2 separate regions of the Homo sapiens genome follow, and region 1 is linked to region 2. The links are chromatin loops, found by intact Hi-C in ENCODE. Cell type or tissue: ovary. All regions are shown on one strand. Links, peaks and the distances in the headings refer to the core of each region. The heading gives the core; the rest is flanking DNA.

What was found. A loop is a pair of places that touch in the nucleus more often than their neighbours do. Peaks named below come from ENCODE experiments on the same cell type or tissue, not always from the same donor. Only the 100,000 strongest peaks of a DNase experiment are listed, where the experiment ranks them.
Region 1: it touches region 2 in a loop (4-fold over the local background); 75 of 110 quality-filtered maps call a loop at or near these places.

The regions. Positions count from the first base shown.
Region 1 is chr2:38,727,682-38,739,843 of GRCh38, forward strand. GALM (galactose mutarotase) reads left to right here. Exons shown (of 7, transcript NM_138801.3): 5 at 1,875-2,016; 6 at 4,054-4,228; 7 at 5,807-7,084. The coding sequence ends at 5,884. It overlaps LOC124905993 (a long non-coding RNA gene), which reads right to left and starts at 5,869. Exons shown (of 3, transcript XR_007086292.1): 1 at 5,785-5,869. In ovary, for the core only: no CTCF peak of the experiment used is centred there; no DNase peak of the experiment used is centred there.
Region 2 is chr2:38,530,725-38,542,886 of GRCh38, forward strand. No RefSeq gene overlaps it. Among named protein-coding and RNA genes, the nearest start is that of LINC02613, 21 kb to the left of the region's middle. RefSeq lists enhancers at 2,868-2,997, 5,239-5,849, 10,603-10,897 and silencers at 5,433-5,492, 10,603-10,897. In ovary, for the core only: a CTCF peak has its summit at 5,551 (motif pointing right); a DNase peak (open chromatin) is centred at 5,527; H3K4me3 peaks cover 690 bases.

The sequences.
Region 1 (12,162 bases), core at 1,433-9,432, 200 kb after region 2:
GCCATTGCACTCCAGCCCAGGCAACAGAGGGAGACTACGTCTCAAAAAAAAAAAAAAAAGAAAAAGGAAAAATAAATGAAATGTCCTCTTTTACTCAGATAGATTTGTGTGTTCTCTCAGCATTTAGGAACCCACAAAAGCAGAACCAAATGTTTTAAATGACTGGCAATTGGTTCTTCTTTTACTTTTTAAATTATTTTAATGGTAAGGTACAAGTTCCTGCTTTTTCTTAGCCTCCTAAGATTTCAGCCCTACTTTGCATGCTACTTCTCTCCCCTGATTACAGTGGAAGCCAAGTTCCTAAAATTGCCATTTGACCACATGAAAGGGAAAAATAATTATCACCCTAAAAGAGTATGTTAACCTCCTAACATTTGCATTTACCTTTAAAATATATGAGACAGCTCTGGGACTATAAGAAAACTTTTTAGGCCAGGAGTGGTGGCTCACACCTGTAATCCCAGCACTTTGGGAGGCCAAGGCAGGTGGACCACCTGAGGTCAGGAGTTGGAGACTAGCCTGGCCAACATGGTGAAACCCCATCTCTACTAAAAATACAAAAATTAGCTGGGCGTGGTGGTGTGTGCCTGTAATCCCAGCTACTTGGGAGGCTGAGGTGGGAGAATCACTTGAACCTGGGAGGCAGAGGTGGCAGTGAGCTGAGATTGTGCCATTGCACTCCAGCCTGGGCGACGAGCAAAACTCTGTCTCAAAAAAAAAAAACTTTTTTTTTGGCTGGGTGCAGTGGCTCACGCCTATAATACTAGCACTTTGGGAGGCCGAGGTGGGCAGATCACCTGTCAGGAGTTCACGACCAGCCTGGCCAACATGGTGAAACCCCGTCTCTACTAAAAATACAAAAGCATGGTGGTGTGCACCTGTAATCCCAGCTACTCATGAGGCTGAGACAGAAGAATCACTTGAACCCAGGAGGCGGAGGTTGCACTGAGCTGAGATCGCGCCACTGCGCTCCAGCCTGGGTGACAGAGCAAGACTCCATCTCAAAAAACAAAACAAAACAAAACAAAACAAAAACTCAACCGTAACATTGTTTAAGCCTCTGAAACAGAGCCCTTTTCTTTTCCTCTTCAAGAAAAAATGGCTGGAGTGATTTGGCCTGCTACAGAGGAAACTGGTATTCTCTGTACTTGGTACAAGGTTCTAGCACCTGGCTGTTACTACTCCTGGGTGGGCCATAATTTTAAGAGGAAGTGGACCTCTGCCATCATCTTATCCTGGGGTTTTCCACCTGCGCTGCTCAGAACCTGTACTTGATTCAGCTAGAACAACTCTGGCTTTTATGTATATGTTACTATATATTTATGAGTATATATTTTCCATTGTCCCTTGGAATCCATGGAGGATTGGTTCCAGGACCCCCTACTGATACTTAAATCATTAGATACTCTAGTTCCTTCTATAAAATGGTGCAGTATTTGCATATAACCTGAGCCCATACTCCCATATACTCTATTTATTTGAGGGTTTTTTTTTTCTCTTCCCCACCCTCTCCATATTTGTTTTTTAAGACAGTCTCATTCTGTTACCTATGCTGGAGTGCAGTGGTGCAATCATGGTTCACTGTAGCCTCGACCTCCTGGGCTCAAGCAATCCTCCTGCCTCAGCCTCCTGAGTAGCTGAGACCACAGGGACACATCACTATGCCTGGCTAATTTTTTACATTTATTTATTTATTTATTTTATTATTTTGGTAGAGATGGGGTCTCTGCATGTTTCCCAGGATCTGGGCTCCCATCTCCTTAACAAATTAAAATGAAGGCGGAGAGAGTAGAACCAGTGAGCCTTTGTGGAGGCTCTATATAAAGATGAGACTTGGGCATTTATCACCTTTGTTTTCTGTCTCTTCCCATCAGGAGAAGTTGCCCCAGTGCAAGGCACTGCATTCGACCTGAGAAAGCCAGTGGAGCTTGGAAAACACCTGCAGGACTTCCATCTCAATGGTTTTGACCACAATTTCTGTCTGAAGGGATCTAAAGAAAAGCATTTTTGTGCAAGGTCAGGTACTTTTCACTTCCTGAGTCTGTAAGGAAGAAATGACACCAAGTCCTATTTTCCTTTGGAGCTTTTCCTCTGGCCATATCAATAGCATTTACTATGCTACAAGTGACCCAATACCACATCCCATATTTTCTCAAAGCTCCCATGGCACAGGTGAGCTCTGTAGAATTTATCCCAGTCCCCCACCTGCCATTACCCCTATTCCCCCTGCTTGGCACCCGCTCTCTCCCTCTCTGCCTGTTCTTTAAGGCCCATTTTCTGTTAGAAGCCTTAACTCTTCCTAGTGAAGTCACCTCGGCTGTCACTGAACTTCCAGAGCCTTTGTGCTTTCTCGATCTGTGACTTATGCCTGCCTACTCCATGGCCAGTTGGAGGCTAGGCATCTCCTGCAGCACTCACCGCCTCCAGCCTTGACCGATAGACACTTGTGTGCACGCTCTCGCCTTCTCACCAAATCCCAGTTCCTCATGCCATTTCATCTTTGTGAAGCCCTACCTCTACCCCAACACCTAATATCATCCTTGGCACTAGCAAATAATGAATAAATGTTTGCAGAATTAACAGTTTTGTGTGTGTGCGTGTGTGTGACGGAGTCTTGCTCTGTCGCCCAGACTGGAATGCAGTGGTGCGATCTAGGTTTACTGCAACCTCCGCCTCCCGGGTTCAAGTGATTCTCCTGCCTCAGCCTCCTGAGTAGCTGGGATAACAGGCACGTGCCACTATGCCCAGCTAATTTTTGTATTTTTAGTAGAGATGGGGTTTCACAATGTTGGTCAGGCTGGTCTTGAACTCCTGACCTTGTAATCCACCCACCTCGGCCTCCCAAAGTGCTGGGATTACAGGTGTAAGCCACTGCACCCGGTCAACAGTTTTTAAATAAAGCAGAAAAAATGACTCAAACCAAATAGTGACAGAAAGAAGATCAAAGACCTTCTCCGGGCTGGGCGTGGTGGCTCATGCCTGTAATCCCAGCACTTTAGGTGGCTGAGGTGGGCAGATCACTTGAGGTCAGGAGTTTGAGACCAGCCTCGCCAACATGGTGAAACGCCGTCTCTACTAAAAATATAAAAATTAGCCAGGCATGGTGGTGGGCACCTATAATCTCAGCTACTCAGGAGGCTGAGGCAGGAGAATCACTTGAACCCAGGGGGTGGAAGTTGTAGTGAGCCGAGATCACGCCACTGCACTCCAGGCTAGGCAACAGAGCAAAACTCCATCTCAAAAAAAAAAAAAGAATCTCAGGCCAGGTGCAGTGGCTCTCATGCCTGTAATCCCAGCACTTTTGGAGGCTGAGGTGGTCAGATCACCTGAGGTCAGTAGTTCAAGACCAGTTGGGCCAACATGATGAAACCCCGACAATACTAAAAGTACAAAAAATTAGCCGGATGTGGTGGCAGGTACCTGTAATCCCAGCTACTCTAGAGGCTGAGGCAGGAGAATTGCTTTAACCAAGGGGGCGGAGGTTGCAGTGAGCCAAGATCGCACCACTGCACTCCTCCCTGGGTGACAGAGCCAGACTCCATCTCAAAACAAACAAACAAACAAAAATTAGCTGGACATGGTAGTGCGCACCTGCAGTCCCAGCTACTGGGGAGCTGAAGTGGGAGAATTGCTTGAGCCCGGGAGGCTGAGGTTGCAGTGAGCCGAGGTCGCGCCACTGCACTCCAGCCTGGGCAATAGAGAAAGACTCTATTTCAAAAAAAAAAAAAAAAAAAAAAAGAATCTCAGCCTCTCCAGGACCTTCCTCTCTCCAACCTGGCTGCTGCCTTCCTCCCTACTCCCCAGCTGGCAGGAGTGAGTCTGTTTTGTGATGCCCCAAAGAAGCTACTGAGGATCCTGAAAGCCACCTGCTCATGCCTTGCCTTTGAGACTGGAAGAATTTTCCATCATGCTCTTCCTACCTTCATCTCCTCCTTATATCTTGTCCCTGCTCTGTGGCTGGGTCTGATTCCTGTCTCAAAGCCGCTTCCCAGCTTCTACTCCTCCCCACCTGCTTTTCTGCCCTGGACTCATGTTGTTTGTATTTCTTACCAGGGTGCATCATGCTGCAAGCGGGCGGGTACTAGAAGTATACACCACCCAGCCCGGGGTCCAGTTTTACACGGGCAACTTCCTGGATGGCACATTAAAGGGCAAGAATGGAGCTGTCTATCCCAAGCACTCCGGTTTCTGCCTGGAGACTCAGAACTGGCCTGATGCAGTCAATCAGGTAATGCCACAGGCTGGCTTTTCAGAGTAGAGTTGTGTCCAAGGTCACACTGTACGACAGAGTTCACTACACTCGAATCAGCTTGTATGATTCAAAAGTTCATGCTTTGTTTGTTTGGTTTGTTTTTTGAGACAGAGTCTCACTCTTGTCGCCTAGGCTGTAGTGCAGTGGCACGATCTCAGCTCACTGCAACCTCCGCCTCCTGGGCACGATCTCAGCTCACTGCAACCTCCGCCTCCTGGGTCCAAGCGATTCTCCTGCCCCAGCCTTCCAAGTAGCTAGGATTACAGGCGCCTACCACCATGCCTGCTTAATTTTTGTATTTTTAGTAGAGACAGGGTTCCACCATGTTGGCCAGGCTGGTCTCAAAACCCCTGACCTCAGGTGATCCACCTGCCTTGGCCTCCCAAAGTGCTAGGATTATAGGCGTGAGCCACTGTGCCCGGCTCAAAAGTTCATGCTTATTCTCTTCTGCAAGTCACAGAAAACCCATAGCCAAGCTACTAACATGGGATTTACATGGTTTTAAGAAAGCTGAAATTTTGTACCTTCAAAGCCTTTATCCAGTTTGTTTCTCCTTAACAATACCTTCTCGTTTTCTGCAGCCACACTTAAGGAGAGCTTCCATATCGTCTCCTCCTATGTGCTCCCTCATAACTTTCTTTTCTGGTTGTTACCCAGAGCAGTACTCCTGAAAGTGCCAGCCCACAATAAGAAGCTTGCACCTTGGGCTGGGCAAGGTGGCTCATGCCTGTAATCCCAGCACTTTGGGAGGCTGAGGCGGGAGGATTGCTTGAGCCTGAGATTGAGGCTAACCTGGGCAACACAGGGAGACCCCATCTTTACAGATTATTAGAAAAATTAGCCAGGTGTGGTAGTGCACACCTGTGGCCCCAGCTACTTGGGAGGCTGAGGTGGGAGGATCCCTGAGCCTGGGAGGTCAAGGCTGCAGTGAGCCATGATCACACCACTGCACTCCAGCCTGTGCAACAGAATGAGACCCTGTCTTTAAAAAAAAAAAAAAAAAAGGGCCAGGTGCGGTGGCTCACACCTGTAATCCCAGCACTTTGAGAGTCTGAGGCAGGTGTATCACTTGAGGTCAGGAGTTCGAGACCAGCCCGGTCAACATGACAAAACCCTGTCTCTAGTAAAAATAAAAAAATTATCTGGGCATGGTGGCAGGTGCCTGTGATCCCAGCTACTCTGGAGGCTGAGGCAGGAGAATCGCTTGAACCCAGGAAGCGGGGTTTGCAGTGAGCTGAGATCGCCCCACTGCACTCCAGCCTGGGCAACAGAGCAAGACTCCATCTCAAAAAAAAAAAAAAAAAGCCTACACCTTACACCAGATTATAGATCAACACACTGCTTCCCTTCATCAGGAAAGCCTTCCTTTAACAAAGTGTGCTTTTTTCACTCTGATTAAAGTTCTTTATCTCACTATGAACCAATCATAAACAGTTCCCGCACTGGCAGCCATCCACAGAGCACTGGTCTAGAAGCCCGTCCAGAAGCACACCCAAATGGTTAATGTTGCAGCCTGCGGTGTCAAGCATCACCTGTGTTGTTTCCCCTTCACAGCCCCGCTTCCCTCCTGTGCTGCTGAGGCCTGGTGAGGAGTATGACCACACCACCTGGTTCAAGTTTTCTGTGGCTTAAGGAAGTGTGAAGATATGATCCAGTCCAGGGCTAGGCTCAGCCACCTGTCTCCTGTCCAGAAAAAAGGTGAAGATTAAGAAGCTTTCAGAATGATTCTATGGATTAAAATCATACAAATGGTGGCTGTTCTGAGAATCAGTCTGGGTATTGATTTCCTTTTCCAGTGACTGGCTCCAGGCCATGTCTAATGACCAGCTCGATTCCCTGTGCAGTTCAGAGGGCAAGTGAACCCAACCAACAATGTCGTCATCTAAGCCCTGACCCTAGCCAGGGACTCCCATGCTGCTGTTGGCTCCATCTCTCCACACTGCCTCTTTCTTTTCAACTTTTTGCCCTTCCTTTCTTTAAAGCTATTCTCACATTGCTTTTATTTCCTCCTCCTTCACCTCCAACCACTGTCAGCAGCACTCTGGAGTTTTCAAATGTCACATTAGCCTCACCCTGCATGCTAGGAGATGGACCTGTCTCTATACAGCAGTAGATGATTGATAAGTGAGGAAACTGAGGCTTACAGAGGTTGAAGACCAACAAGCTAATAAATAAAAAGTTGAGGCCGGGCACGGTGGCTCACGCCTGTAATCCCAGCACTTTGGAAGGCCGAGGCAGGCGGATCACGAGGTCAGGAGATCGAGACCATCCTGGCTAACACGGTGAAACCCCGTCTCTACATAAAAAATTAGCTGGGTGTGGTAGCACGCACCTGTAGTCCCAGCTACTTGGGAGGCTGAAGCAGGAGAATCGCTTGAACCTGGGAGGTGGAGGTTGCAGTGAGCCGAGATCATGCCACTGCACTGGGCAACAGAGCAAAACTCGATCTCAAAAAAAAAAAAAAAAAAAAGGAAAAAAAAGCAGCTCTCTCTCTCGGGAGAGGGAGGGGACTTCCGAGAGGAAAAGGCCTGCAAGAGCCTTTGGGTTAACTGAGAAAGCACAGCCCGGCCAACGCTTGGGAAGAAAGACAGGCAAGCACTGGAAACAGGAGCTATTAGGGTGAGGAGAGAGCCTTGCCTTTCACAGCACAGTGAGGATGACATTGCACCAGGGACAGAGATTGTATGTGACAAGGCTGGGGCTCCTTCTTTCCTAGACAATCAAAGTATCAGTGATGGGTTTTGGTTGGTGATTTTGAAAAAAAAAAAAAAAAGTATGTTATACTAGTGTATGCTGTACTGAATTGAAATAAAACCAAAATCTGCATCTTCAGAAGACTTGTTCCTTTACTCAGCTTGAAATCTCTCAGGCGTGGACCTTTGGGAAATGGACCAAGAATATGGGTGTGTTCTGGATTCTACTTTGCCCTCCAGTGGGAGCCCTGGCATTTTCCTACCTAACAGTTAGGAAAGCTATCTCAGTGGAAGTAGCTTTCCACACCTCCTCTTTCTTTGTAACCGATAATAAACCAAAGATCTTGTTTATTTTTTAATTCACTTCAGCATGGATTTTTCTGAGCACCTGCTCTGTACACAGCCCTCTGCTGGGTCTGTGAAGGGATTCAGGTCAGGTGTGATGCTGCCCACAGCAGCCAGTCAGGTGAGGTACATGCTCAGTTGTCTTCTCACTGGTGAGGTTAACTTTGGTGACTTGAGCAAGATGCTGCCTGCAGATCTCTCCACTCTTATTAAAGTTACCAATATATACATTAGCCAAGAGGCCTCAGAGGTGAACTATTAAGCTGACTGCAACCTAGCTACCAATTTGATTATTAAATTGTTCGACGCAGGGTTCTCATACTCTAGGTGCCAGCAATCATTTAGGAAATCCCAGAGAAGAAGAGAATGAACATTTTCTTATTCACAAGTGTAGAGTTGCCAGTTGCCCCTGCTTTCTGTATCCTGACCAAAAGTCACAGAGTGCCTTGACCTTTGTCACCTAGCCAGCTGCAGATTTTTCCTAGCAGGCTTGAACCCAAACCGGGCCTTGAACATTCCCAGGCACTGATAAATCTGTCTAGGTTGTTCCCTAAAACACTAAAAGAAACTGGCACTGGGCCGGGCGCAGTGGCTCACGCCTGTAATCCCAACACTTTGGGAGGCCGAGGCGGGTGGATCACCTGAGATCAGGCATTCAAGACCAGCCTGGCCAACATGGTGAAACCCCGTCTCAACTAAAAAAAAAAAAAAAAATACAAAAAAATTAGCTGGGCATGGTGGCGGGTGCCTGTAATCTCAGTTAGTCGGGAAGCTGAAGCAGGAGAATTGCTTAAGCCCAGGAGGCGGAGGTTGCAGTGAGCCAAAATCATGCCATTGCACTCCAGCCTGGGTCACAGCAAGACTCTCATTGCACTCCAGCCTGGGTGACAGCAAGACTCTGTCTCAAAAAAAAAAAAAAAAAAAAAGAAAAAGAAAAAAGAAACTGGCTCTGGCCCTGAGCCAAATTCCTTTAACTGTCATAGAAACTCCCTCACTGCTGATATACCTGGGCAGAACACCCCTTTTCTCTCTCAACCATTGCTGCAGCACTCTGTAAGGAAGTTCCTCTAATAAATGCTTTGGATTGATCACCCTGGCGCTTAGAGCTTCTTTCTTTGAAATCCCAGCCGGCCCTATCTCGAGATAGTTTGGATCACTCCCTGATGGGGTCTCCCCTGCTGCCACTATGGGGGCGATTCCAGCCCTGGATCCACTGAGACAAAACAAAGAAATGTAACAACTACAAACTAGTTCTTAATGTAATGGCCTCTAGGTTTGAGAATGCCAAATTAATTAATTAATTAGCCAAATACTTTGTTTTCTTCTGTCCAAAAAGATTATTGTTTTTATAAGAAGCCAAGTCTACAGTAGTCCAAGTAAGGATATTCATTGCCTGTAGGGCAGCTGAAATAAGTTACTGGCCTTTAAATTAATGGTGTTTATAAAAGCAAGTAAAAAAGGCGGCCAGGCGCTGTGGCTCACATCTGTAATCCCAGCACTTTGGGAGGCCAAGGTGGGTGGATTGCCTGAGGTCAGGAGTTTGAGACCAGTCTGGCCAACCAGGTGAAACCTGGTTTGAGACCAGTCTGGCCAACCGTCTCTACTAATAATACAAAAAAATTAGCTGGGCGTGGTGGCATGCACCTGTAATCCCAGCTACTCAGGAGGCTGAGAGAGGGAAATTGCTTGAACCAGGGAAGTGGAGGTTGGAGTGAGCCGAGATCTCGCCACTGCACTCCAGCCTGGGCGACAGAGCGAGACTCTGTCTTAAAAAAAAAAAAGGCTACATTTGTCACACCATGCATCTGAGGGAAGCAAAAATTTAGAGAAACTCTTTTTGTGGCAGCAACCAATCTGTCCTTTTTCATGAAACACATAACTTTGCTTGAGAAGCCCTTCCATGTGCTTATAAGACATAGATTGTGACATGTGACAGCATGTCAGCATAATTGGGTGATTTTATGATAAAATCGCTGAAGGCCCCAGCAAGAAGTAAAATTTTAGAAGGTGCTGGACGCGGTGGCTCACGCCTGTAATCCCAGCAGTTTGGGAGGCCAAGGCGGGTGGATCACTAGGTCAGGAGTTCAAGACCAGCCTGGCCAAGATGGTGAAATCCCGTCTCTACTAAAAACACAAAAATTAGCCAGGCATGGTGGCAGGTGCCTGTAATCCCAGCTACTCAGGAGGCTGAGGCAGATAACTGCTTGAACCTGCGAAGCGGAGGTTGCAGTGAGCCTAGATTGCACCACTGCACTCCAGCCTGGGTTACAGAGCAAGACTGTCTCAAAAATAAAAAATTGTACAAGGTGAGATGTCATATTAAAATAATTACACAAACACTGCTGTGAAGACTAAGATGTCATGCTGTGGAGGTGGAACTGGAGAGTTTACGAAAAGTAGAACATGGAAAAAAATGCAGGACTACCAGCACAGGGCAGGAAGGAAGCTCAGCATGTGTCCTGGTCCCCGGCCAGTTCCCATTTTCACTCTTAACCATTTTAAGCAATTGGATCACCAGTTTTCAAGAGGCTGTTTGGACAGGAGTGCAATCCTTTCCCAATCAAGGCATTTCCTGCTTAACTCAGTTACGCAGATCATCATTAAAGTCTCGTGCTTTGGGCAGCACTTCCAGCTACAGTCAGGCAAGGACGTCAGCAAATCCTCTCCTTATTATAGTTCGAGCAATTAAAATGCTGAAAAAATTGGACGAAACATTTTTTTTGTTGTTTATAGAGATGGGGGGTCTTACTATGTTGCCCAGGTTGGTCTTGAATTCCTGCCCTCAAGCAATCCCCCCTCCAGCCTCAGCCTCCTAAGTACCTGCAACTATAAGCACGCACCACTACTCCCAGCTCAAAACAATTTTGGTGTTCTGGAAACAGACATAAAACCTTCCAGTCTGAGATATGTTGTCTGAAAAACTACTGAGCTTTGAGTAGGAATAGTGGGAGTCTGTAGTGTTCTTGCCTGGGGCTGTTCGTATCCCCCTCACTCCTCCAACTCAGTAATTGTGAAGGTTCTGCTGAGGCAAAACAGAACATGAGGACAAGCAAGCAGCTGTGGTTGAAAGAGGGTTTACTCCATTTGGAGGTGTGAGTGGCAGCCATACCCAAACCATCATCAATGGAAGTAACAATCCCAGTGCTGTGCAGGCAGGGAGGGCTTATGGCTCTACTGGCCTGAGGTTGCAGTCGTGGCTGCAAGCAGATTTTTGGCTGATCGGAGGCTGGGTACATGTGCAACAGAGATGAAGGGCTCAACAAAAAGTAAAACTTAAGATAGACTTGAAAGCAGCCTGAATATTAAAATTACTCACCTACCTACACAAAGATCCATCAGCAGAGGACAGAAGTCTGACTGGTTGAGGTGTCAGCACAAACTCTCCAGAAAGTGGCTGCCCCCTAAGCTGTGCAGACACAAGGCAACCCCCTAGAATTTTAAAATAAGCATAAGAAGCTGGGCATAGGGGTTCATGCCTGTAGTCCCAGCTACTCAGGAGGCTGAGACAGGAGGCTTGTTTGAGCCCAGGAGTTCAAGACTATAGTATACTATGATCCCACCTGTGAATAGCCAACTGCACTGCAGCCTGGACAACACAGGGAGACTGTCTTTTAAAAGATAAACACAAGAATGTTGAAAACAAAAACAAAAACAAAAAAACTGGAGATTATAAAAAGGAATCAAGTAGGCTGGGGCCAATGGCTCACGCCTGTAATCCCAGCACTCTGGGAGCCCGAGGCAGGCAGATCACCTGAGGCCAGAAGTTTGAGACCAGCCTGGCCAACATGGCAAAACCCAATCTGTACTAAAAATGCAAAAATTAGCTAGGTGTGGTGGTGCACACCTGTAATCCCAGCCACTTGGGAGGCTGAGCCAGGAGAATTGCTTGAACCTGGGAGGCGGAGGTTGCAGTAAGCTGAGATCATGCCACTGCACTCCATCCTGGGTGACAGAGTGAGACACTACCTCAAAAAAAAAAAAAAGGGAATCAAGTAGAAGTTTGTTGAAAACAGTATAATGATGCATAAGAAGTTAACTAGAGAGGCCAGGCACAATGGCTCACACCTGTAATCCCAGCACTTTGGGAGGCTGAGGTGGGCGGATCACTTGAGGACAGTAATTCAAGACCAGCCTGGTCAACCTGGTGAAACCCCATCTCTACTAATACTACAAAAATTAGCCAGGCATCACCATGTGCCTGTGCCTGTAATACTGGGAGGCTGAGGCACGAGAATCACTTGAACCCGGGAGGCAGAGGTTGCAGTGAGCCAACATCACGCCACTGCACTCCAGCCTGGGCAACACAGTGAAACTGTCTCAAAAAAAAACAAAACAAAACAAAAAAAAAGTTAACTAGAGAGAGTCAGAAGTAGATTTGAGACAGCAGAAGAAAGAGTAAGTGAACTTGAAGGTAGATTAATAGGAATTATTCAACCTGAAAAACAGAAAAGAGATTGAAGAAAACTGAACAGAACCTCAGAGACCTGTGAGAAAACAAGCACATGAGCGTATGAGTAATGGGAGTCCAAAGAGAGGGACAAAAAAAAATAATGGCAAAAAACTTCCAAATTTGATGAAAACCAATTATCTATAAATCTAAGAAGCTCAACAAACTTCAAGAATAGAGATTCCCATCTAGATACACCAAACTGTTGATACATTTAAACTGCTGAATGTCAAAAGCAAACAAAATTTGAAAGCAGCAGGAGAAAAATGACTCCTCGCTACAGGGGACCACCAGCACCAGTACAATTAACAGCTGACTTCTCATCTGGAACAATGGAGCCCAGAATGCCGTGGAATGACATGGTCAAAGTGCTTCAAAACCAGAGATTCAATTATCACCCAGAACTATCCTTCAAAAGCAAAGGT
Region 2 (12,162 bases), core at 1,855-9,854:
AACAAAGAAACACAAATAACTCAGTGAAAAAACGGGCAAATGACTTGAATAGACATTTCTCCAAAGAAGATATACAAGTGGCCAACACGCACAGGAAAAGATGCTCAACGTCACTAATCATTAGGGAAATGCAAATCAAAACCACAATGAGTTATCACCTTATACTCACTAGGATGGCTATTATCCAAAAAATAAAAAATAAAAACCAAAAGAAACAGTAAATCACAAGTGTTGGTGAGAATGTGGAGAAATAAGAACCCTTGTGCACTCTTGGTGGGAATGTAAATGGTGCAACCACAATGGAAAACAGTGTGGAGTTTCCTCCAATAATTAAAAATAGAATTATCAATTCCACTTACAGGTATATACTCAAAAAAATTGAAAGCAGGATCTCAAAGAGATATTTGCACACCCATGTTTATAGTGCAGTATTCACAATAGCCAAGAGGTAGAAGCAACCTCAGTGTCCATCAGCAGATGATTAAACAAAATGTGGTGTACACATACAATGGAATATTATTCAGCCTTTAAAAAGAAGGAAATTCTGACCAGGCGTGGTAGCTCACATCTGTAATCCCAGCACTTTGGGAGGCCGAGGCAGGCAGATCACTTGAGGCCAGGAGTACGAAACCAGCCTGGTCAATATGGTGAAACCCCATGTCTACCAAAGTTCAAAAAAAAAAAAAAAATTAGCTGGGTGTGGTGGCGCATGCCTGTAATCCCAGCTACTCAGGAGGCTGAGACATGAGAATCACTTGAACTCAGGAAGCGGAGGTTGCAATGAGCCGAGATCACACCACTGCACTCCAGCCTGGGTGACAGAGTGAGACTATATCAAAAAAAAAAAAAAAAGAAGAAATGTTTGAGACTGTAAATTTTATGTTATGTGTTTTGTTTTTTGTTGTCATTGTTGTTTTTTAGATGCCCAGGCTAGGGTGCAGTAGCGCAATCTCAGCTCACTGCAACCTCTGCCTCCCGGGTTCAAGCAATTATCGTGCCTCAGCCTCCCGAGTAGCTGGGATTACAGGCACATGCCACCACACCTGGCTAATTTTTGTATTTCTAGTAGAGATGGGGTTTCACCATGTTGGCCAGGCTGGTCTCAAACTCCTTACCTCAAGTGATCTGCCTGCCTCAGCCTCCCAAAGTGTTGGGATGACAGGCGTGAGCCACCTCGCCCAGGCTGTGTTATGTGTTTTTAGCACAATTTTTTTTAAGAGAAAAGGAGATGCAAAAATAATTCTAGCTGGGCACGGTCGCTCCCGCCTGTAATCCCAGCACTTTGGGAGGCCAAGGTGGGTGGATCATCTGAGGTCAGGAGTTCGAGACCAGCTTGGCCAACATGGTGAAACCTCATCTCTACTAAAAATACAAAAATTAGCTGGGCATGGTGGCAGGTGCCTGTAGTCCCAGCTACTCAGAAGGCTAAGGCAGGAAAATCACTTGAACTTGGGAGGCAGAGGTTGCAGTGAGCTGAGATCATGCCACTGTATCCCAGCCTGGGTGACAGAGCAAGACTCCATCTAAAAAAAAAAAAAAAAAAATTCTAAATAGTTGATTGAATAATCTCAACTACTTGGGGATAAAACATGATTTTTCTCCTAATGTAATTGCCCCCAACTAATCCAGACTGACCATCCTTTTTTTTTTTCTCAAATAGAGGGTTTCTTAATCACATCTTTGCCACCTTCCATAGCTTTCTAGCCACCTTTGATTATTTCCGATTTAAGACTCAGTCCTTTGCATCCTGAAGCTTCAAGTCTCATCAACTCCCTGTCTACCCATGCAGACTGGGTCTGTCTGTGACTCTAGCTTAGGCTTGATCTCTTTACCCATCATCTTCTCCCCTCTGTAGAGCCAGCCCTCCAGTGTGTGCTGGTGCAGGAAGAGAGAGAGGCAAAGGGCAAGTGTCTCCTCTCAGCACAGCAAGTTTGCATGGATCCATCCTGCACGCCCTCAGGAGCTGAGAACTCAAGGCAGCAGTTCTGGGCCCTCTCTGCCAGGCAGTATATCCCTTCCCCACTATCTCCCTCCCATCCTCTTCTCCACAGCCCTAGGGCAGATTGACAAGCCCGAAGGCCAAGCAAACAACCATCTGGGAGCACAACTCTCCTTACAAACACCTCTAGTTTTCCTTATGATTCTCTTAGGTCCCCACCCCATTCCTTGGCTTCAAGAAAGAGAGTGAATAACCCCTCTCCCCAAGACCAGTCCACCTCACCCTCTCCTTTGTCAACCCTCAGAGCTTGAATGGGGAATCATGGAACCAGTTCGGACTCCCCCTATAAGGCAAGGGGAGCTTGGCAGGCTCCAGCTTTTGGGGGCTTACTGGTGTCTCTCGGAATGGAGAGACCTTTCGTTCTCACCTTTAGACCCTCTTTCAAGCTAGTGGTGTCAGAGGAGGGAGAGATCACTTTCAACTTTCAGCGACAGGGAATCAGAGAAAACCTTTTTGGAGAGGGAACATTTGAACTGGGCCTCAAAGGCTAGGTCAGATTTGGCAAAGTGAAGATGAATGGTCAGGTGAGAGAGAGGGAAGGCAGAGGCGAAGGCTCAGACACAAGGAGTTTCGTGGCACGCAGGCGTACCAGTTAGCTACGACAGACATGCGTGCAGGAGAGTGGAGAAAGGAAGTGAAAGCATGCCCAGTGTTTCACGTTGCCTTTGGCTTGGTCTGAGCTGTCTGTCCCGTGATGCTTTGAGGAGGGTGTAGGCAGCTGTGCAGCCATTCTCAGGACCTGTATTTGCATTTGCACAGGCCAGTGAAGCTGAGAGTACTGAAGTTCACTGATGCTGGCCAGGAGCTGTTTGGAATGACTGCCAATCTTGAAAGTAGAGTCCGTGTATCTCAAGACATAAAATTAGCAAAATTCTTCTGCAGCCAATCCCATTTTCTTGCAGTCTTCATGCAGAAGCACCAGCTTCTCTGAGCATTTGAATCACTCCACACAGCTCCTTCTATCCTGAATGACACTGCCCAAAATACACTGAAGGCCTGTCCAGCACCCTGAAAATTCCACGGCTACACAACATGAGGAAGCCGAGTCAGGGGAACAGGGGGCTTCAGGTTAGCTGTGGCCACTCACGTGCTCTGTGATTTTGGACAAGTCAGTCTCTGAACCTCAAATTCATCAGAAATGCAGGGGTGATACTAGCTGCCCTAGCATAGGATTAAATGAGGGAGGTAATGTGCATGAATACGTTGAAAAGTGTCAGCCGGGCGTGGTGACTCATGCCTGTAATCCCAGCACTTTAGAAGGCTGAGGCCAGTGGATCGCTTAAGACCAAGAATTAGAGACCAGCCTGGCCAACATGGTGAAACCCCATCTCTACTAAAAGCACAAAAATTAACCAGGCATGGTGCTGCGTGCCTGTAGTCCCAGCTACTTGGGAGGTCGAGGCTTGAGGATTGTTTGAGCCCAGGAGGTGGAGGTTGTAGTGAGCCAAGATCACAACACTGCACTCCTGCACTCCTGGGTGACAGAGTGAGACTCTGTCTCAACAACAACAGCAACAACAATAAAGTAGTGACATTGATGTGTATCTTACATGATGAATGCAGTTTCCACTCCTCTCAAGACCCCAGAGTATAGTGCATAGGGAAGCAGAAAGCATTTGTGTTCCCAGGGGGGAGGCTGGCTGTGCAGGGAGGACATGATCAATAACACTGCCAGCTTAAAATAAGCATCAGTGTCACCAAAACGCTGCTTCCAAACCAACCCCTGATGTTCTAGGTCCACCATTCCTCTGTCCCACCTCCCTGCTTTACCTCTTTTTTTTTCTTTTGTTTTTTTTAGACGAAGTCTCACTCTGTCACCTAGGCTGGAGTGCAGTGGTGTGATATTGGCTCACTGCAACCTCCGCCTCCCGAATTCAAGCAATTCTCCTGCCTCAGCCTCCCGAGTAGCTGGGATTACAGACGCCTGCCACCATGCCCGGCTAGTTTTTGTATTTTTAGTAGAGACAGGGTTTCACCAGGTTGACCAGGCTGGTCTTGAACTGCTGGTCTCAACTGATCCGCCCACCTCGGCTTCCCAAAGTGCTGGGATTACAGGCATGAGCCACTGTGCCCGGCCTTTCCTCTGATTTCTATGGCACCTATCACCATGGTATGCAGGTACTCACATCAAATCTGTTTTTAAGTTCAAAACAGAGCCATATGTGGGAAGACGCATTTCTCTTCTGAAGCCTTATCTCTGAAGCTGAGCTTGGAGTGAAGTGACAGGCGGAACCGACTCCTTGGAGGATGGAATCTTGAGGTTTTATGTGGGAGCAGAAGAGAAGCAAGCACCAAATATCTATCAAATGCCCACAGAGGGAAACACTGTAGTAGCTGCCTAGAGATTCAGTCCTGCTCAAGTTTCCCTGCTCAGATCTCAGGCGCAATTTTGAGAAATGTTCTTCTTCCTCAGTGGATGACCTCACCCTTTATGGGGAGGCGTGCCCATACGCACAATAACACAGTACTCATAAAGTCCAAGAGAGGCCGGTCCAGGCCTTGGCCAGGGAAGCATCCATGGACTTGGGCGTTCGTTGCAGAATGTTCAGACAGGTCTGGATGAGGGGTGAGGCCCTGCCTTGGAGGGGCTGCCCTCCCTCTGTGGCACGGAAGCCCTGCTGCCTGTGACAGGAGGCGACTGCACCTCACCCGCGGCCTGTATGCTGCAGGACCCAGCGAAGAGCTTCCTTAGCTTGCAGCTGTGCAGACACTAGGAAAGGGAGCACCTACCAGGGAGATTTGCCTTCTTGGTCCGGTAGCAAATGCAGTCCCGCCGGCCCACCTGGTACAGGTAGGACGTTCCGCAGGCCTTCCAGATCTCCTTGGCAGGTTTATGGGCGAGAGAAAGCGGTTCCCAGCCTCCTGCCCTGATGCGGCTGCACCTTCTGGACCACCGTGAACACTCTGCCCCCTGCCAGGCCCCCAAAATACTCTTCTGTCTCTACAGTTGTGCCACCTTTCCCCAGCACCAGGGAGCAGCTCGGCAGGACCAGGCTCTGGGGGTCAGCACATGCGTTCTTCACAAGCGTAAGAGGGCTGTCGTGAGGGAAAAAAAAATGGCATTATATGACGTCATTCCAGCTTTCATACCCTTTCTGGAAATAAGTGATGATATAAAGAAATAGACATAGATTATGTACACACATACATGAAGGGTAAGTACTTGGAAATGTTAAAGAGTTCGTTTTAAAAGTCCTTAGGCAGCACCCCTTTCTCAAGTTAATTCCCACTTGATCAAAGGTGGAGCTGCGGGCTCCGAGGAGGCGCGGTCAGGGTGGCAGGCCTGGGCTGCGCGGACCGCGAGCGAGCCTCCTGGGTCTCCCTCCTTAGCGGAGAAGATCCTCCAGGCTAAGGTCCAAGGCCCATCTCCCTTGGGGTTGTGGCCGCCCACCTCCTCCCCGCCACCCTGGGCTTTGGCTTTGTCCTCAACCACGCCCCGGGAGTGCGCGGAGCGGTCGCAGTTCTGTTAGCCAGGGTTGCGTTCCCACCGCGAAGGCCCGGGCGCGCGCTGCTGTGGATCGAGTCTGGGGCTCCGGCCACCAGGTGGCGCCACACGGCTACCTGCGCGCCGCTCTGAGGCGGTCGGATCGCCGCGGTGCAAAGGACCCAAGACCGGGGGTAACCGGTCACCCGAGCCGACCCACCGCCCGCACTGCCGAGGCTCAGGCGCCCCAGTTCGGTGCCAAGAGGCACGCCCCGGGGCCAACCTGGACAGGTAGCTTCAGCAAAATTGCCGGACAGTTAAAAAAAAAAAAGTTTCCACCCCACCCCCCACTCCCAAATCAATTCAAAAATAAAAATTAAACTGTGGGCTGGGCGCGTCTGAAACCCCGTCTCTACAAAAAATACAAAAATTAGCCGGGCTTGGTGGCGTGCACCTGTAATCCCAGCTACTCAAGAGGCCGAGGCAGGAGAATCGCTTGAACCTGGGAGCGGAGGTTGCAGTGAGCCGAGATCACACCGCTCCACTCCGGCCTGGGCAACAGAGCAAGACTCCGTCTCAAAAAAAAAAAAAAAAAAAAAAAAAGTTAAACTGTGGTGGGGAAAGTTGTTGGCGACAATACAGACCCGCATGGATACAGGCAGCGGGGAGCATGAGTTCTGGAGCCAAAATTGCTGAGTTCAAATCCTGTTTAATGACCTTGGGTGCGTTATTTAACCCCGTATATAACCCCATTACCTCATCTGCACATGCAAATAATTTACTTAGAACTCACGTCATGAATTGTTGACAGGAATTAAATGAGTTGATACACCATATATATTTATACGTGTGTGTTTTACATATTTAATGTAAGTGCATATAAATGTATGTATGCATATAATCATATGCATGTATAATATACAAAATTATGTACATATATAACATATATGCCTAGTACATAGTAAGCACCAGTGTTAGCTATATTTTATGCATTTATATATTTATTCGTTATGCAAGTTCTATGAATTATTAATTTTTAAAAACATTTTCACTCAAAAGAAAGACACTATTGGGGTTTAACCTTTTTTTTTTTTTTTAATTTATTTTTGAGATGGAGTATCTCTCTTTCCCCCGGGCTGGAGGACAGTGGCATGATCTCGGCTCACTGCAAACTCCGTGTTCTGGTTTCAAGCAATTCTCCTGCCTCAGCCTTCCAACTAGCTGGGATTACAGGCGCCCGCCACCATGCCCAGCTAATTTCTGTATTTTTAGTAGAGATGGGGTTTCACCGCGTTGGCCAGGCCGGTCTTGAACTCCTGACCTTGTGATCCACCCGCCTAGGCCACTCAAAGTGCTGGGATTACAGGTGTGAGCCACAGCACCCGGCCTTTTTTTTTTGAGATGGAGTTTCACTCTTGTTGCCGAGGCTGCAGTCTCCCGGGTTCAAGCGATTCTCCTGCCTCAGCCTCCCGAGTGGCTGGGATTACAGGTGCCTGCCACCATGCCCAGCTAATTTTTTGTATTTTTAGTAGAGACAGGGTTTCACTATGTTGGCCAGGCTGGTCTTGAACTCCAGACCTCAGATGATCCACCTGCCTCAGCCTGCCAAAGTGCTGGGATTACAGGCGTTAGCCACCGCTCCCGGCCTGTTAACTTTTTATATGGAAATTTTCAAACATTTACAAAAGTTGAGAAAACAGTATAATAAACCCACATGGGCACATCACGCAGTTTCAATAATTAACACATTGTCAATTCCGTTTTATCTATACCCCAGGACCCCTCTTCCACTCAGCTAGGCTATGTTAAAGCAAATCTGAGATTACCTATAATTTCATTTGTAAATACTTGACGATTATGAAGTATTTTTTAAAGCTCAATGTTTGATACTTCCTTCATGCACAATGTTATATTCTTCAGTCCATAGATTTCCCATGACACTGGAAATCTTTTCCAAACCAGCATTTGACACAGAAGTTGGAACTGTATATTGAATCAGTTATGAAAAATTTGGAGCAGTGATTTATTTGCCTGAAAAGCATTTCCCCTTCTGAAGAAATATGTTCTCCCTGAGGAAGGGAACATTACGCTCAGCCACTGGTTCTCTTCTAGTGAGAATCTACGGGGTGTTCTTTTATCTGCAGTGACACATCCCAGGTTGAATGATCACTCCAGGGAAGGAGATTCTTGTAATTAGTCAGATTCCTGCACTCAGAGGAGGATCTATCCATTTTAAGAAGGAAATCACTTCTCCAGACACTTGAAGGCTCTAGGATATATGGCCAATACTGCAGGTGAACCACTGTCTACTCAAAGTGTCTTTACACCAGTGCCAAGTCCCATGCATACTAAAAATTTAAGCACATTTATTTCCTCAAGGAATGTTGTTAACATGTTAAATTATTTACTTAAGATACTAATACACACACATCCCTGCCTAATAATACATTAAGAGGCCTTTGAGACAGGAGAAAGACAGAAACCAGGGAAATAGTTGTTCTTATTCAACTGTATGATTTTTGGGGGGGTTTTGAGACAGAGTCTCACTCTATTGCCCAGGCTGGAGTGCAGTGGCACGATCTCAGCTCACTGCAACCTCCACCCCCCGGGTTCAAGCGATTCTCCTGCCTCAGCCTCCTGAGTAGCTGGGACTACAGGTGCACGCTACCATGCCCAGCTAATTTTTGTATTTTTAGTAGAGGCGGGGTTTCACCATTTTGGCCAGGATGGTCTCGATCTCTTGACCTCATGATCCACCCGCCTCGACCTCCCAAAGTGCTGGGATTACAGGTGTGAGCCACCGCACCTGGCCTTCCATGTTTTTACTGTTGCCTTCCCCCTTCTTGATGTTGCTGGTGTTAAGGTTTCCACATTTGATGTACCCCATCTCCATACCTCCCCATGGTCCTGTGTAAACCCCAAGTCTTCTAAAAAAGCCCCGTCTTTCCCTTCACTGAATTTCTGCCTCTACCACACAATTAGCACTAATGTACGTGGACATGCCCCCTAGAGGCTGAGCTTGCGTGAAGGGACCCAGGCACTTCTGGAGAGATGGGACCAGCCTAGAGGAGCTGACATGCATGAGGAGCCCAAGCAGCTCCAATTTTGTAACCACCCATTAAAGTGTGACAGGTGAGGGGGATGAAAGGCATTGCCCCTTCCTGAAGAACTAGGACACTGAGGGGACTTTGGGAGTCTAGGGAACATGATGCCATTTTGTACTCTGGCAGAGCCCCAAGCACAAACCGCACCCCCTTCAGGGGGGTTACGTGCCTGAGTGTCATGGGAGGCCACTCCCTCCCAGGGCTTCTCCAGCAGCAGGTGAGCCAAGGAGGAAAAACAGGGTGGGCGAAAAGGCCTTGAAATCACTGGATGAGTTTTACAGGGAACCTGAGCATACCGCAGAGGAGACATAGGTTATAACCATAATGTGATCCAGCATACAACCACAGACTGGGGAGGCTGAGAAAACAAAGGTTATGCTTTTTTTATTTTACAAAAGCACTCTTAAAAATTACAATACACAAGCCAGATATGGTGGCTCATGCCTGTAGTCCGAACTACTAGGGAGGCTGAGGCAGGAGGATTGCTTGAGCCCAGGAGTTCAAGGCTGCAGTGAGCCAAAATCGCACCACTGCACTCCAGCCTGGGCAAAAAAAAAAAAAAAAAAATTATAATACACACTCATAACAATTTAAATAAACTTAATTATAGAAAGCTAATATATTATATATAATAAAAATATATAAAAATATATCTCATATATAATATTGACACATATTTTATAATATATTATCATATATAATATATATATAATGTATATATTTTTTCTCCTCCCCTGTCCAATTATACTCTCTTAAAGTAACCAGTATTAGCATGCTGGTGTATATATCATTCCATATTTTTTCTACGCTTACACAAGCACTGAATCACCTGTTGAGGTCTCATTTATGCTTTTAACAAAAACATGGTCATATTTTTCATTATAATTTACCACTTGTTTATGTTTACTTAATATGTCTTCTACACCTTCCCAAGTCAATACATATAAATGTGGTTCATTCTACTTGATGATTGATTGCATGGTATTCCATAGAACAGATGTACTAGAATGTATTCAATGAACCCATCACTAATCATGGGTTTTGGTTATAGCTCATCAGCTTTGTTAATTGTTTCATCTGGGCTAGTCCTGTTTTAATTGTAATCTCCTAAATAACAAAGGCCATACCGTAAACACAAACTTACTTCTCAGAACTTCGTCGTTGCCTACATATGTCACACATTTAACATGACGTGAATATCCCTTTAATTTTGGAAATGCACATAATTTCTTCTCATTTGTTAAAAGGAAGACAGTTCTTAGGATGATAGGCTTATATTTGGCACGTTTACTGAGCAGGAGGAGATAATTTTTTAAATTTCATAATCCCATATGGTCTGATTTTTCTCCATATGTCAACCTCCTTCCCAACAGGTGCGTCATACTTTCCCACAGCACTACTCTTGTATCTCTACAGAAATCATATAAACTCTACCCCCATACCATAAAATGATTTAAGTTTCAGAGTGAGACTGCCTAATACAACACACTCATTTTAAAGATGAACAAAGCTAAGCATTCATAACTTAGCTACCTAGCAGAGGAGCCAAGGCTGGAACCTATCCAGGGCTGTCTCCACTACAGGACACAGCCGCACCAGGGCTGGGGAATGGCTGGGGCGCAGCACATAGGCGACAGTATTTTTGTTTGTATAAATTATAAAGTAGGTCGTTAATTTTTCTCAAAGACTTAACAGGTAGCTGATGGGTGCCACTTGCTAACCACCTGTTTGAAGAAGGAACTCTTGCTGCTGGACCTCAGGTCTACAGCTTGTTTTTCCCCAGAGGCTGCTCTTTATCCAGCTTGTGGTTTTCTCTGCATCCAGCAGCCAACAGAGTTGTGAATGCCCCTCTTTACTTGCATTCCCACACCATCCCTGGCATGCCAGTGTGCCCTGGCTTGGAGTTGAGGCTGCTGACTATCTAGTTATATAAAGGGAAAATCCTTCAGGCATAGCCAGAGGAAGCCTGTCAAGGGTGGACACAGATTTGTGGGGCCTAAACTTACAAAGTTTTTGAGACCATCTTTAATGGAAAACAATAGAAAAATGTCTTATTTTTGCCATTTATAAAAGAAACATATGCACACATTGCTAGGTCCTCTGCCTGGTGTCTTAGAAAGGTCTAGTCCCTGACAACTGAAGGGTGCTGAAGCTTAATTTCCTTTATCTTCAGGGCACAACTTCCCCTGGGCCTTATATGGAGTCAGTAGGGACACACCTGGGGCACCCTTTGATCCTTCACATGTAGATGGACAGAGCTGCTCAGAACCCTCCACGAGGTTATGCACACAGTAGCCCAAAGTCCAAGAGTTCCGGGACAGTCCCTGTTTTCAAATATTTAATTATGTATCAAACGATGCATCTTGACTTTTCAAAAAATATAAGTGACAAGGTTACAGAATAGAAGTACCAAAGAAAAACAAAAAAAAAGCAAGCAAAACAAAACAAAACAAAACCAACACCCCAAAATGCATACAAATCAGGATGGAATTACCAATTGTTCCCTGTGGATTTTTCCATTCCCATCTCAGAATGGAAAGAGCAAGCCCAGGACGGACAGTAATGGCACCCAGCAGCTGCAGAGTGCAAAAGTTCCCACCTGCTGAGAAAACAGCAGGAATCTTTAGAAGGAAATTCTCTTCCCTTATTAGGTAGCAGTAATTATGCTGCCAAGAAAAATCTTGCCTTCATAGACTTATGTTGCATAAGAAATAAAGTTTAGCTGGAATGGACAAGTTGAGTTCAAAAAACTACTGAAGAATCTCCTTCTACTCCCTGTCCTCAGCTTTCCATTCCATAGTAACTAGACCCGAGATTTCAGAGCACAGTATTGAAGCTGCTGTGCTGCATAAGTATCTCACACCCAAAGACTCAGGCAACTATTCCACAGTTTTCTTTTTGTTTTTTGTTTTTTGTTTTTTTGAGACAGAGTCTCACTCTGTCACCCAGGCTGGAGTGCAGTGGCGCGATCTCGACTCACTGCAACCTCCGCCTCATGGGTTCAAGCAATTCTCCTGTCTCAGCCTCCCAAGTAGCTGAGATTACAGACCCCCACCACAATGCCTGGCTAATTTTTGTATTTTTAGTTGAGACGGGGTTTCACCATGTTGGTCAGGCTGGTCTCAAACTCCTGACCTCAAGTTATCCGCCCACCTCTGCCTCTCAAAGTGCTGAGATTACATGCATGAGCCACCACGCCCAGCCAGTTCCACAGACTTCTAAGGGGCTATCAGGGAACAAATGTGTAGTAAAAACTGTTCACCAAGTGTTTATGAATCATCCAAGAAGGTCAGGATAGGTTTTTGTTTTGCTTTACGGGAGACATCCTGAATCTGAAAGGCAGAAGACACCTATCTGGCAGGTCCAGGGTTAGCACAATGTATTCACTGCCCGTTCAAGAATAGTAACAATGATCATAATAACAGTCATAACTATTGTTTGTTGAGACTATGTGCTTTAAATGCATTATCTCACTTAATCCTCATACCAACTTTGTCAATATTCATATTTCACCTACAAGAAAATAGACTTAGTGATGTGAAGAGACAATGTCATACAGCACACAGTGCTAAAGTTGATAATCAGACCCAACTCTATCAAACTCTAAAGGCCATTTATTTAACCACCGTGAAAGA